Linked DNA regions of Mus musculus: regions 2 and 3 are each linked to region 1. The links are chromatin loops, found by intact Hi-C in ENCODE. Cell type or tissue: heart. All regions are shown on one strand.

What was found. A loop is a pair of places that touch in the nucleus more often than their neighbours do. Peaks named below come from ENCODE experiments on the same cell type or tissue, not always from the same donor. Only the 100,000 strongest peaks of a DNase experiment are listed, where the experiment ranks them.
Region 2: it touches region 1 in a loop (8-fold over the local background); 16 of 42 quality-filtered maps call a loop at or near these places.
Region 3: a loop joins it to region 1, with 6 times the contacts of the local background. A loop is called at or near these places in 24 of 42 quality-filtered maps.

The regions. Positions count from the first base shown.
Region 1 is chr2:122,240,933-122,245,932 of GRCm38, forward strand. All of the region lies in intron 1 of Sord (sorbitol dehydrogenase), which reads left to right. Among named protein-coding and RNA genes, the nearest start is that of Sord, 8.6 kb to the left of the region's middle. In heart, a CTCF peak has its summit at 3,118 (motif pointing left); a DNase peak (open chromatin) is centred at 3,099; H3K27ac peaks cover 400 bases.
Region 2 is chr2:122,068,127-122,073,126 of GRCm38, forward strand. It overlaps Spg11 (SPG11, spatacsin vesicle trafficking associated), which reads right to left. Exons shown (of 40, transcript NM_145531.2): 24 at 4,720-4,879; 25 at 3,929-4,183; 26 at 2,739-2,939; 27 at 1,743-1,850; 28 at 613-775. Among named protein-coding and RNA genes, the nearest start is that of Eif3j1, 42 kb to the left of the region's middle. In heart, a CTCF peak has its summit at 1,960 (motif pointing right); no DNase peak of the experiment used is centred here.
Region 3 is chr2:122,192,771-122,197,770 of GRCm38, forward strand. Terb2 (telomere repeat binding bouquet formation protein 2) reads left to right here. Exons shown (of 7, transcript NM_028914.1): 5 at 462-535. Among named protein-coding and RNA genes, the nearest start is that of Terb2, 9.0 kb to the left of the region's middle. In heart, a CTCF peak has its summit at 2,079 (motif pointing right); no DNase peak of the experiment used is centred here.

The DNA.
Region 1 (5,000 bases):
CCAGCAAGTGGGAGGCAGGCAGAAACAGGCACATCTCTGGCAGTCTGAGGCCAGCCTAGTTCCAGTCAGGGTTATACAAAGAGACCTTGTCTCAAAAACAAACAAACAAACAAACAAATAAAAACAGCAATCTAGACTGCTGGATAGACCCATCTGGGTGTTTGCAGACTCTTCAATCCTAACACAGTCACACTTAAGTCTCCTTAGGAGTTAGGGTGTTTCGCTTCCCTTCTCTTGTGAGATCTTGGGGAGGAAGCGGGAGGAGGGGCCTTTGTGAGGATGAATAAGTGGGAAGTGTTTGGTGTGGCTGGAGGTGAGATTGGGGAATGGGGTCTCCATGTGAGATGAACAGGATTTTTCAGGGCTACTGAGGAATATAAACATTCGAATTTCAGCAGGATAGAGGCTGGATAGAACAAGGAGAGCCTGGGCAGAGGACCAGGTGAATGGGCTTGGGAGAACTTCAATCCTTTATTTTGACCGCCTCATATGCCAGGACCAAAGGCTAGAGCAAAGTCTCTTGCTTAATTGGAAAACCTTTGGCTTTTCCTCCCACTCTGAGAATTCAAGACAGATACATGGGAGTTAGGGAAAGATAAAGCAGGAAGAGAGTAACAATGGTGTCTACGCCACCTTAACGGGTCACAGGCAGGCTGACAGGTGGGAGCAAGTGGCAAAGACATCTGCTAAGAATCTGGGCACGCCAGGCAGTGGTGGCGCACGCCTTTAATCCCAGCACTTGGGAGGCAGAGGCTGGCGGATTTCTGAGTTCGAGGCCAGCCTGGTCTACAAAGTGAGTTCCAGGACAGCCAGGGCTACACAGAGAAACCCTGTCTCGAAAAACCAAAAAAAAAAAAAAAGAATCTGGGCACAGGCCACATTACCTTCCCTGCCTGTCCCTTTAAGGTATGGGGGTAGCTCCATCTCTATGGTATATGAAACAAGCCTAAATCATTGCTAGAGGCCTACTTGAGGACTTCCAAGTCCCATCCTTTTAAAGGACAAATTTCTTTCAAATTTACCATTGAAAAAAAGGGGAGTCTAATATTCCCCTACAACACTTTGAAGTACTTTGCCCTTTTCCGAAGGACAAGGCTGTCCAGAGCTGGTTAAACTGTTACTGGAACAGAACTTTGAGCTATTTCTTTTGTAATAAGAGCAAACATGTTTACTGTGAGTCGGCATTCTCTTTCATGATTATCCTCATGATACAAAAGAGGAAATCCAAGAGGTTATATAACATGCCCTAGGTACACAGCACGTTGAGGAGAGCCAGTTTTGTACATGGGCAGGCTATTCCAGAGCCTGACTTCTCTCAGCTCACCCAGGCCGGTTGGAGGAGGGACAATACTCCCGCCTAGACCAGAGGTTCTCAAACAGCGGTTTTTAACCCTTTCACAGAGGTTACATATCAGATACCCTGCATGTCAGATATTTACATTATGATTCATAACTAGAAAAATTAGTTATGAACTAACAATGAAAGTAATTGTATAATCAGGGGTCACCACAACACGAGGAACTGTATTAAAGGGTCGCAGCATTAGGAAGGTTGAGAACCACTGCTCTAGGCAAAATAGGTTGAGGGTGTGAACTCAAGTATACTAAAGGGAGCTGATGAAGAGACATTCAAACCACACAGAGACACACATACATATATATACATACATACATATACGTAAATACACATGCATATATGTAAATACACATATACACATACATATACATGCACATATATATGCACACACACACACACACACACACACACACACACTATTTGGATGGCAGAGACAGCTGAGGTGATCCGACCAGGGGCATCTTCCTGGAGATTGTCTGAGGCTACTGAGAGTGAGTGTGCTGAAGAGAGAAGGGTGGCTTTAGATGTGATTCAGATGTTTCTGACTCAAAAAAGGTTGTAGGATGCTGCTGTAACTAAAGAAGACTTAGAGCTCCTCTTTGCACTTCTGTGAATCATTCACAAGAAATCCTGCTTAGGAAACCTTGAATGTACCTGAAATGACAATCACCGAAAATAAAGTGAAGGGATAGGCTCTCAGAGGAACTAAGTAACTCTGTGTGTGTGTGTGTGTGTGTATGAGAGAGAGAGAGAGAGAGAGAGAGAGAGAGAGAGAGAGAGAGAGAGAGAGAGAGAGATATGCATGGGTGCATCCATGCATGCATGGGTACATTGGTCTGCCTGCCTGTTCTCACCATTTTTAGGCATCCATTCTACCCCTGAGCACAGCCCTCAGAACCCTGAGAGATGAGGAGATGAGGAAAGCTTAGGAAAGCATGTAGGAAATCTGAGATGGAAAAGGAGATTAGGTAAACAGGGCGGCCAACCACCACCACCTTTTGGTGTTCAGTGGTCTGTGGTAGCCTGGTAAAGCCGGGGCTGGGGACCCACACTGGTTCTTAGTATTTACAAGGTTAAGGCTTATTTGTTTTGAGACAATATTGCTGTCTACTTCAAGCTATCTTAAGATACTAGATCTTTCTGCCTCAGCTTCCTTAAAACTGGGGCTATAGGTATATGCTTACCAGCTGTGAGAACTTTTTTTTTTTTAGGTATAAACAGGGCAGTTCATATTTGTGTGTATGTGTGTGCATATGTGTCCCTGCAGTGGCCAGAAAGTGTTGGATCCTTTGGAGCTGGAGCTATAGGCATTTGTAAACAGCCTAACATGGATGCCAGAACCTGAACTCTGGTCCTGTGCAAGATCATCAAGCAGTTTCAACTGCTGAGCTGGCTCTCCAGTTACCAAGGGTTGATCTTAATAAGGTCTTGTGCCCAGTGGCATGCCCCCTGCAGAGAGAGGGAGGCAGAACTGAGCCACAGTTGAGTGAAGTCACCAAGAGGTAGGGAGAGGTTGTTGAGGACTCTAGCTCTGTTGCTTGCCTTGTATACACAAAGCCTTGGGCTCTTTCTCCAGCACCACAAAAATTTGGTGTCGTGGCACTCAGCTGTATCACCAGCATTTGGGAGGAGGGACAGCTTAAAGGTCACCTCTAGAGAGAGTGTGGGGAGAGAGGGGAGGGAAATGGTGGAAAGAATGAAGTGTTCAATGTCCTCTGCCACGCAACAGTAAACAGACTATCAGCATAGCACCCTCTGGTGTCCAGAAGAGTCACTGCACCTTTGTGTGTGATTCGGCAAGGGCAGCTTGCCCTGGCTGGAAGCAGAGATAGGAAGAATGTGGAGACATAAGTGCCTGGGGTTTGTCTGCTGAGACCATTAGTACGGAGGGTGGGTGAGGTTCCAAGTTAGAAACAAAACTGGTTCATTAGATTGCACCTTAGTTGAAGTTAAAATTGTATCTGCTATAACAGAAACATAAGTTTACATAACAATCTAGGGTGTTAGTTAATATCAAACATGGGACCTGAGACTTCTTTGAGAAAGATTTGGTGATAGCGGTTCTAAGGTGGTGATTTCTTTAAAAATGGATTTTTTTTCCTTCTTTAAATTACTGTGAAGGAAAAAACAAAAACAAAAACAAACAAACAAACAAGCAAAAAAACCTAACCACTCCCCCAAAGCAAAATGAAAAGTGCCTCAATTACTTTGAATGTTTTTTTCCCCCTCACCCAAGTCGGTGCCTCCTTCCTGGTCTCCAGTAGTGGTCATCCTCTGCTTAGCCCCTGCAGCTGCAGGGCAGGTTGTAACTATCTCAATTCTTCATTCTTAGGCTGTGGAGCCTCGGAAGCTGAAGTGATGGTGCCGGTAGAGCACCTAGCATGGGATAACCCAATGGACGCCATAGCTCTGTGCCTCTCAGCATTAGCACGTGAACTGGGTTTTCCCCTCTGGAGAAGTTTAATTAGCCCTGAACTTTTCCCCACAAGAGAGTCTGCTGGTCTGAAGTGAAAGCGTTTAGACCTTACGTGGACGCCTTTGGGGAAGGCTGCAGGCTTGGTTTGCAGCCAGGCACTGGATCTGCTGTTGAGCATGATAGTGTTGAGGCGGGTTTAGCCTAGCTGCTGTCAGTATGCATTGATGCTGTGAGGCTGCCTAGAGCAAGTGGCTTGAGCCAGGCCTGGGGCACGGGCTTTCTTTTTAAAACATATTTATTCACTCTGTGTGTGTGTGTGTGTGTGTGTGTGTGTGTGTGTGTGTGTGTGTGTATCTGAGAGAGAGAGAGAGAGAGAGAGAGAGAGAGAGAGAGAGAGAGAGAGAGAGAAGAAACATGGTATGTGGAGGACAACTTGTGAGTTGGCTCTCATCTTCTAGCATGTGGGTTCCAGGCATCAAACTCAGGTAATCAGGCTTGTCCCAAAGCCCCCCTTAACCTGCCAAACCATCTCACTGGCCAGGAAAGCTTTAATCAGAGACCCATCAGGGCACTCTGTATGGGGTCCACCTAGCAATCGCCTTACATGATTGACAGAAGAAAGGTCATTTCCTCAGGACTGCACCAGGTACAGTGGAAACTGGTATAGATGTCAGGTACAGCTGGGCTGAGCCCTGGTTAATCCTCTCTGTCTGGTGGCAGGATCTTGACCAAGTTTCCTACCACCCTAGCCTCAGGTTTCTTTCTCATCTGTAAGCTCTGGGCTGTGTAAGGCAGAGTTGGAAGTTTGATCTGGCCTACAGTAGCCATGGTAAACAATTTGTGTTGCCTTCTCCCTGATTCCTGTCTGCCCACAAAGAATCAGTAAACACTTGGGTCTGCTCACTCAGTTGTCCTTCCTCCTTGTCAACCCTGACTTAACCCTGGCCAGTTAACCACAGAGAAAAGGTTAGTAAACAAATTCTATTCTAATACTATCTGTGAACACCAGAATACCTCCGGTTGCTTTCTGCACTAAACTGCAGGGCCCTTGTGTTCCCAATGAGCTCCTAAACTCCCCATGGATGTTTTAGAAGGGAGGACTGGGTATACACCTGAGCTGAAGTAAAAGAACAGACTGGCAGTGTAGATAACCTCCTACCAGTCTAACAGAGCCCTTGGAAGCCCCAGCTTGCTACTCCCTTCTTTCCCGCAGGAGTACATCATAAC
Region 2 (5,000 bases), 170 kb before region 1:
ATGAAATCAGCCTCTACTATACACATGTGGCTTTTATTAGACAGGATCTTACTGTGAAGTCCAGACTGGCCTTGATCTCATGACAATCTTCCTACCTCAGCTTTCTGGGCACTGGGCCTATAGGTGTGAACCACCATGCTGTCAAGTGTCTCAGATTGGTGCTCTTCAATATCATAGTAATCCGCTAACCTTGGAGACAATGACTCAGGTTAGCTTGCTCATTCCCCCCCCCCACCTCTCTGTGTGTGTGTGTGTGAGAGAGAGAGAGAGAGAGAGAGGGAGAGGGAGGGAAAGAAGGAGGGAGGGAGAGGGAGAGAGAGGAGACGGAGGGAGGGAAGAAGGGAGGGAGGGAGGGAGGGAGAGAGAGAGAGGAAGAGAGAGAGAGAGAGCAAGCACACTTGCAAGAGCGAGCATGTATCAGCTGCTTAGAAGGACTGGTTGCACTACAGTAGATGCTGCTGTTACAGATGACCTCTTCATGCTCAGTTATGGATGGACGTCAGTGTGCTGCTATCTATCCAATATATCTAATATTCTGACCGCCTTCCAAAAATAATTCCAACATACAAGAGCTAACAACTTGGCAGCAGCTTCAGAATAAAACTGTCTTACCGTCAGAGAAGAGCTGCTCAGTGCCAACAAACAGTTGGAGGAGTTTCCCCAGCTCATACTGCGTCTCACACTGCTGCGGCATAAGTTTCAAAAGGAAACAAACCTGGTCTTTCATCCACGAGGCAGGTATGATAGGAAGGACCCTTGCGGCCACTGTGTCAAGCTAGGAAAGACAACAGAGGCTCAGAAGAGTTTGTGGGAATGAACAGGCAGAACCCCATGAGGCCGGAGAGGTGGCTCAGTGGTTAAAGGCACTGACTGCTCTTCCAAAGGTCCTGAGTTCAATTCTCAGCAACCACATGGTGGCTCACAACCATCTTTAACGGAATCTGATGCCCTCTTATGGTGTCTGAAGAGAGTGACAGCGTACTCACAGATATAAAATAAATAAATCTAAAAAAGGAAAGAAAAAGCAGAACCCCCAAATCTGGGATCAAGAAAGCCCCGAACATTCCCAAGGCTTCTTACTACTCTCATGGGCCTATCACAAAAGGAGGGTCTGTGCACCCGACAGATGGCAGGAAGCAGTGATGGGGACAAAGGCAGCTCTGCCACTCTGCAGGAAGTGCTGGTGAGGGGGCTATGTGTGTGACAGTCCAGAGTGCCAAACTCTAGGAACCACCGAAGTCCCAGGCTTAAATGCCTCCTACTATCAAATCAGTCCCCCTGTGCTATTCCTAACCAACCATGCTTCACTTGGCAGCTCCCTAGAAGGGGTCTGGGCTTGTATTTGAGCCCAGAAGATTTTTTAAAAAGATTTCTTTATTATTATGTCTAAGTACACTGTAGCTGTCTTCAGATGCACCAGAAGAGGGTGTCAAGAGCCAGCCTGCATTTGACAAAGAACCATCCCTCTCTTCTTGGTGTCCACAGCAGGGACCACTGATCTCAGCCCCACTAAGTTTGGCTACTCCACCAGGACACAGATAACAGTAGCACATGACGTGACACTTCTGTTTACGGTAACTACAAGTCACAACGCCACCTGTCTGGCTTCTCTGAAATGACAGTGACTCATTGTCAATCACATGGCACAACCAGTTGTCTACTGCTTCCCCATACCACCCACCAGCATGAAGACCTGCCAACCAACTTTAGACCTGAGAGGAGGACACTCCAATTCCACCTACTGTTTCAAGGCTTTTCTGGAACTCCAAAAGTTTAACTTTGGCTTTCTCGTAATTCTTGAAGAACATACACAGTTCATACATCTCCATAATCAATAGAAGTGGGGAATCCTTTGAAGAAGAGTTAAAATTAGAAAATCCAGATCATCAAAGATATTAATAATGGAAGAATCAAATTAAGTTTCCCATGTTATTTCCTTTTGGGGGAAAAAATTAACCATCCACTAGGCGGCGCTATGGCCCCAACAAACATTCCCGGAGGCAAAAGAGCACCAGCCACTTACCCTCCTACTGGTTGGTCTCTGTGGTATCAACTAGCCTATTTTTGGTGGGGTTGTCAGGCCAGAAAAGAGGAATTTAGGATTAGAAGTGATGAATCTGAATTGTAAGCGTGCCTACTTGAGTATGTGCGGTTTGAGTTATGTATTAGTTATCAGTCTGTAAAAGAAAGGTAATGCCACTTCCTAACACACAAAATATTTTTATAAAGTATTGTGAGAACTTACTAAACCAATACATATAAAGTACTCTGCTAAATAAATACAGTATATCTCAAAGGTCCTAGGGCTGGATACCCAATACTAAACTAAACACACACACACACACACACACACACACACACACACACACACACACACACACACACACACACACAAGTTCTATTACCATTAATATTTCTTGTGTAATTCTTTTTTGGTTTTTTGAGACAGGGTTTCTCTGTATAGCCCTGGCTGTCCTGGAACTCACTTTGTAGACCAGGCTGGCCTCGAACTCAGAAATCCGCCTGCCTCTGCCTCCCAAGTGCTGGGATTAAAGGCGTGCGCCACCACGCCCAGCTACCATTAATATTTCTTGTTGACTTTAAAAAAAAAAATCCAGGTCTGATAATAAGAAAAAGCCAAGGAATGCTATGTTGACACCCTGAGGTTCTGGAATGTCTGAAGTGTGTGTGTGCACTCATGAGTGTGAGTGCATATGTGTGTATGTGTATAACAATACCTTAATAAAGAGCTGGAAACCTCGGATGAGAGTGTGGCTCTTGCGTCTTGTCAATACAGTTCTCCAGATGATGGACAGGTCCTTCAGGCTCCAGTGATGGTCCTCTACAGAGATCTGAATGTGTCCCATTGCTTCAGCTGCAACCTTGTCCTCCACGGAGGTGACAATCCAAACACAGAGACAGGAGACAACACTGGCACCCTACCATTGGATAAGAATGTTTCAAAATGAAGGAACTGGGCCTCGATCACACAGATGGACAAAACTCCACTAACTAGCTGGAATCAGCTTGTGAGAAAACCTTCCCCAACAAGGTGCTAAGGAAGAGGAGGAGGGTGCCTGCCTAGCAGAGCACCTTCCTGAGGGCAGCCAGAAACTGAGTCCCCACCGTAGGCTTCACTGGTGCCAGGAGACAGCTTAATGGACAGACAGCCTGAGGTCTGACCTTGGAAGCAGGTGTAAGAGCCTCACAATTGTCCCCTGTAGCTACTTCAGGCCCCTCCCACCTTACTGCTTGCTTCCTTCCTTTCCCTTCTTCCTTCTTCCTTCTTGTTCTCTGTTTTGTCTCTGCGTACATGAGCCCATGTGTGTTAATGCTCACAGAGGCCTGAAGAGGACAACGGATTCCCTAGAGCCAGAATAACAGGCAGCTCTGAGCACTGAACTCCAGTTCTCTGCAAGAGCAACAAGCACCCCTAACTCCTGAGCTAGCTCTCCAGCCCCAGCTCATTACTTCCTCATGTGTGCATGTACACACCTGTCATGGACCTATGGCTGTCAGCTATTTCCTTTCACCTCGTGAGTCTCAGGATTCAAACTCGTGGTCAAATTTGGTGTCAAGGGGCTTTGCTGGTCTGTGTTTTGTTCTGTTTTGTAGTTCTGACATTTTGAAAGACTTCCTTGATTTCTAATTGTGTGTGTGAGTATCTGAGTGTTAAGTGTGAGTGCTGGTGTTCATGAAGCCCAGAAGCCTTGAAACCACAGAAGTCTGCGTTAAAAGTGGCTATGAGCCACCAAATATGGGTGCAGGGAAGTCAGTCAGGTCCTCTGTGAGAGCAGTGTGTGCTCCTAACTACCAAGCCATATGAGACCGGGTCTTAGTTTATGGCCAGCATCCACCCCTAGCCTGCCACTGTCCTGACAAAGCCACCAAGCAGGTAGAGTTTTAGCACCCACTGTGGCCAGCTCACCTGCACACACGAGGCCAGGACACTGAGGATGGGAGCCCGATGTCTCACTGCCTCAGCCAGGAGCCAGCTCCAAGAGGTGGACTCATCTGAGCACCGGTGGAGAATTTCAAAGAAATTACTCGTTTCTCCTTTGTTTTTCTGGAGTTCCTGGAGGCAGCTGTCATCCCTAGAGATGGACCCTGATGACAGTTTCTCAGAAGCCAGCTTCAAGTGGCTCTGAAGGACAGGACTGAAATACTGAAGAAGAGATTCCACCTAGAGAGACGATTAAAACACACTCAGTGTTCTTTTTCACAGAGTGAGTTTTTACAAAAAGCCAGGTGGTAGTGGCACTTTAGTCCCAGCACTTGGAAGGCAGAGGCAGATGGATCTCTATGTTAAAGGCAACTCACATTACAGCCAGGGCTATACAGAGAAACCCTATTTCAAAAAAACAAAAAACAACAACAATAAAAACAGGGCTCAGGATGATTCTTTATAATGCTGAGCTGTGGGAGAGAAGACCATGTGATGTTTGTTACAACATCCAGCTATCTGGCCCAGGGTGGCTGGGCTAGAACTTGCAATCCTGCCTCCCAAGTTTCCATAGTACTGAGACTGCAGACCCGAGCACACAGTTGGTTGCTTTTAAGGGAATTTGAGTGAATGTCTATGTTAAACCTAGAATCCTAGAAACTTGTCCACATCTGTCCAATGATTTGGCCCTTGCCTGACACCAGGTTATAGACTCAGCCAATGTGGGTCTCGAGCAGACAGTCCTGGAGAACACAGTGCCAGGGAGTGTGGTTTACCTCTGCTGGGTGGTAGTTATGCAGCTGGCTGTGGACCAGGAACTGCAGCCAGTCATTGGCTTTGGCACATTCTCTAAGGTAGGACACGCTCAGCTTCCTGTCATGGAGCATGCAGAACTGAAGCACTAATGCCCACTGGCTGCTGGACTCACTGGACAACCTATAATAAAATTGGGGATGGACAGCAGAGGGAAAAAAAAAAGTCATTAAAATAGAGCTCTCAGGGATAGGCAGAGGCAGGGGATATCTAGGAGTTCCAGGCCAGCAGGGCTCCATAGTGA
Region 3 (5,000 bases), 48 kb before region 1:
CTATTAAAAAGTTAGTATGAGATCAGAGGGATAGCTTAGAGGTGACCACTTCCTGCTCTTTGAGAGGTCCAGAGTTCAGTTTACTACTGAACTCCCAGAACCTATATCAGGTGCCTCACAACTGCTTGCAACTCGAGCTTGGGGGATTCAAATGAGCATTTCTGGCCTCTGAGGCATTTCTTGCACACATGTGACATGATTTACACAGACACACAGGCAGACAGGTAAATGAAAGTATTATTATAACATTCCCTGCTTTTTTGTTTTGTTTGTCTGTTTTTTTTGAGACAGGTTTTCCTGTGTAGCCCTGGCTGTCCTGGAACTCACTCTGTAGACCAGGCTGGCCTCAAACTGAGAAATCTACCTGCCTCTGCCTTCCAAGTGCTGGGATTAAAGGCGTGTGCCACCACTGCCCGGTTAGTTGCTAAATTTTAAGCTGTGATTTCTTTTGCAATTTACAGCATGACAGAATGGCATCAAGTGATAAGGAGAACATTAGACCAACACCAGAACACAAACAAGAACTGTCCAAAAGGTATTGGTTACTATGTGTCATGGCTGTTCAAAGTGAATATAGAAACGTTGAGTTTGACTGTGTGTTTATCTTACTTTCACAGTTCCTCTGAGATTAACATGATCATCATCACTGTTCTTATGTATAGACAAAGAGATCTAAGATTAAAAGGATTAATTTGTTCAAAGTTATAGAAATTTTTACAAAAAAGAGAAGAAGTGAGTCTTGAGTGATGGCTCGCTGGTTAGGAGATCTTGTTGCTCTTTCAGAGGCCCTGGGTTTGGTTCCCGAACCCACATGGTGGCTCAATCATCAGTTATTCCAGTTTCAGGGGATCCGGCACCCTCTTCTGACCTCCGAGAGTTCCAGGCACACATGTGGTGTGCATATATGCATACAGGGAAAGTACTCATGCACATAAAATAAAAATAATCATTAAAAAGAAGGTGATGATGAAATATTGATGAGTCACGGAATGCCATACAGCTTCTGGCCTCCACACACATGCTCACACATGTTTACACACAGAGAAAACCGCAAACACACATACATGACAACATGCCAAGCAAGGTACATTTTAGCTGAAATCTTGGCATTAGAGGGATTTAAATGAGCACCAAGCTAGCCTAGGCTACTTAGGCTACAGAGGAAGATGCTGTTGAGGTTTTTTTGTTTGTTTGTTTTTTGTTTTTTTTTTTAACTAGATATTTTCTTCATTTACATTTCAAATGCTTTCCCTTTTCCTAGTTTCCTCTCCGAAAGTCCCCTATACCCTCCCCCTACTCTGCTCCCCAACCCACCCACTCCTGCTTCCTGGCCCTGGCATTCCACTGTACTGGGGCATATAATCTTCACAAGACCAAGGGCCTCTCCTCCCATTGATGGCCGACTAGGCCATCCTCTACTACATATGCAACTAGAGAGAGTTTTTTTTTTAACAAACAAACAAATAAACAAACAAAACCCAAAGTTTAATTATGTAAATATACCCTAAGATTCTGCTTTTTACTTTTCAATTTTCTTTTTTTTAATTAAGAAATTCATAGTACATATTAAGTATTTTTTAAATCATATCTACCTGACTTCCCTTCCCTTAATCCCCCTCCCAATTTCATGTATTCTCTCTCTGTAAAGTCTTGGCTGTCCTGGAACTTACTGTGTAGACCAGGGTGGCTTCAGACTGACAGTCTCCCCCTGCCTCTGCCTGCTCACACTGGGATTACAGTGCACCACTGCATCTGGTGCTTCTCCCTCCTTTTAAAATCCTGCTGTGTCTGTTTAGTGCACATGGGTATAGGACCATCTACTGGAGCACTGGCAGCATTTCAGGGGCTGCATCCCTGAGCAAATCCTCCCTCTTATGCAGGTATCTATGACAACAGCTTCTCAGCTAGGGCTGGACCTTCATGAGCCCCTCCCTGCTCATCTTGGATTTTGGCTGGCTTGATTTTGTGATAGTCCTATGCATGTGGTGATAGCCACTGTGAGTTCATGTGTTCCGATGCCCTACCCTGTTCTGCTGCAGACCTCCACTACTTCTGTAGAGCCTTTTCTTTATGGAACCACCAGATGGTGCAATATGAACATAAATAGAATACATCCTGAAATATCTGCATGAAGCACTACTTACTGACAGTAAACACATTATTATTGAACATTTGCAAAGCACAAGGCATTTGTGAGACAAGCAGTTCACAATATTTCTTTTCCTGTTTTCTTTTGTTTTTTTTGAGACAGGGTTTTTCTATGTAACAGAGCCCTGACTGTCCTGGACTTCCTTTAGAGACCAGGTTGGCCTCAAACTCACAGAGGTCCACCTGCCTCTGTCTCCCAAGTGCTGGGATTAAAGACATGTGCCACTGTGCCTGCTGGTTCACAATATTTCATTTGATTCTCACAGCTTGTATATGCAATGAGCCCCGTTCATTTTACAATTGAGAATATAAATCTCGAGAGCTAAATAATTCATTCAGTTTTATTCAGAAAGAACAGCTGAATTTGAAGCCATATCTAGATCTGAAGTCCAAAGCTGAATTTGAAGCCATATCTAGATCTGAAGTCCAAACTCTCAACCACTGTGCTATTTTCCTCTTCCCAGAAGGTCCTCAAATTTTAAAGTCACATATACTTTAAAATTTTATGTTTTTAAATTGTCTTAATATAAGTGTAACAGGCTGAGGATGTAGCTCAGTTGTTAGAGTGACTATCGAGTGTGCGTGGGATTTGGGTCTTATCCCTAGCACTACGTAAACCAGGCATACAGTGCATGCCTGTGATCATAGCAGCCTGGCGGTGAAGGCAGGATTAAAAGGCCAAGGTCATCCTCAGTTATAAAGCTAGTTTGAGGCCAACCTGGGTTTTATGAGACCCTATTTCAAAAATGCCAAAAATTAAAAAAAAATGTAAATCATTTAATTCACAAAAATAAGAAATATAAAAAAGAATAAAGGATATTTAAATTAGAAACAATTCTACTCACTAGCCTGTGTCTCTCCTGTCTTACAATAAGACACAGAGTTTGTAGAGCTGAGGTCATCTTGAAGTCTTTCAGCTTTGCATTTAATGTTCTATCAATAATTTCCCATAAGATTGAAAACCTTATTTAATGTTGTACCTCAGTGTTAGGACTGACTGTTAGAAACCAAAGCTATAAATTCAGAAAAGGAGTAAACTGGAAATCGCCCTGCATCAGTGAGCTTTCTTAGGAAGGAGAGTCTTACAACCATGATGGGGCGTGGTCAGCTTGAGTGGGAAAGCATTATGAGGGACAGCATCCCACCAGAGGCAGCATGAGGGACTTGAGGTAGGAGAGCAATGGAGGCGGTTAGAGCTTGTTATCAGAGACAACATAGCAGGACCTTAAAGGACAAGATGATTTCCTTTAAACCTGGGAGGAGCTTCATGTTGTCGCCAACTGTGACAGAGAATGAAGGAGAGACAGAGAAAGAATCAGAAATCCTTTGCTTGAAGGTGTGGGGAGCCATAGCTTGGAGCCAGTTTCGGTTTTACTTGTTAGGGTAAAGGGGAGCAGCCTGGCTTGTGTCATGGTGCAGAGCTTGTCAGCTCTTTACCTCAGAGGACAGATGGTGGTGGTGGGGTGTGCTCTGATTTCTTCTAAGCTGCTATTTGGTCTTAAATATGCAGGCAGGCCCATGATCTAAGGCAAACCTTATTTCTTTTTTTTTTTTCATTTTTATTAGGTATTTAGCTCATTTACATTTCCAATGCTATACCAAAAGTCCCCCATACCCACTCACCCCCACCCCCCTACCCACCCACTCCCCCTTTTTGGCCCTGGCGTTCCCCTGTACTGGGGCATATAAAGTTTGCAAGTCCAATGGGCCTCTCTTTGCAGTGATGGCCGACTAGGCCATCTTCTGATACATATGCAGCTAGAGACACGAGCTCCCGGGTACTGCTTAGTTCATAATGTTGTTCCACCTATAGGGTTGCAGTTCCCATAGTTCCTTGGGTGCTTTCTCTAGTTCCTCCATTGGGGGCCCTGTGGTCCATTCAATAGCTGACTGTGAGCATCCACTTCTGTGTTTGCTAGGCCCTGGCATAGTCTCACAAGAGACAGCTATATCTGGGTCCTTTCAGCAAAATCTTGCTAGTGTATGCAATGGTGCCAGCGTTTGGAAGCTAATCATGGGATGGATCTCTGGATATGGCAATCACTAGATGGTCCATCCTTTCGTCACACTTCCAAATTTTGTCTCTGTAACTCCTTCCATGGGTGTTTCGTTTCCTATTCTAAGAAGGGGCAAAGTGTCCACACTTTGGTCTTTGTTCTCTTGAGTTTAATGTGTTTAGCAAATTGTATCTTATATTTTGGGTATCCTAAGTTTCTGGGCTAATATCCACTTATCAGTGAGTACATATTGTGAGAGTTCCTTTGTGATTGGGTTACCTCACTCAGGATGATACCCTCCAGGTCCATCCATTTGCCTAGGAATTTCATAAATTCATTCTTTTTAATAGCTGAGTAGTACTCCATTGTGTAGATGTACCACATTTTCTGTATCCATTCCTCTGTTGAGGGGCATCTGGGTTCTTTCCAGCTTCTGGCTATTATAAATAAGGCTGCTATGAACATAGTGGAGCATGTGTCCTTCTTACCGGTTGGGGCATCTTCTGGATATATGCCCAGAAGAGGTATTGCTGGATCTTCCAGTAGTACTATGTCCAATTTTCTGAGGAACCGCCAGACTGATTTCCAGAGTGGTTGTTCAAGCTTGCAATCACAAACCTTATTTCTTTAAGTCAGGAGTTACTTCAAAATTTCATTGTACTTCATGGTATCCCCCACCTTGGTTTGTTTTTTTGTTTTTTTTAATTTGTTATGCTGACGTATGGAGTATTGTGCTAGTTAATAGTCTCAATAATTTGAGTATTGAGTATTGAAGAGCGTAAGTCCTGTGACCATTTATAGAGTCGATTGTGCTTTTCTTTGGCATATGTAAGATGGTATGTGTGTATACATATA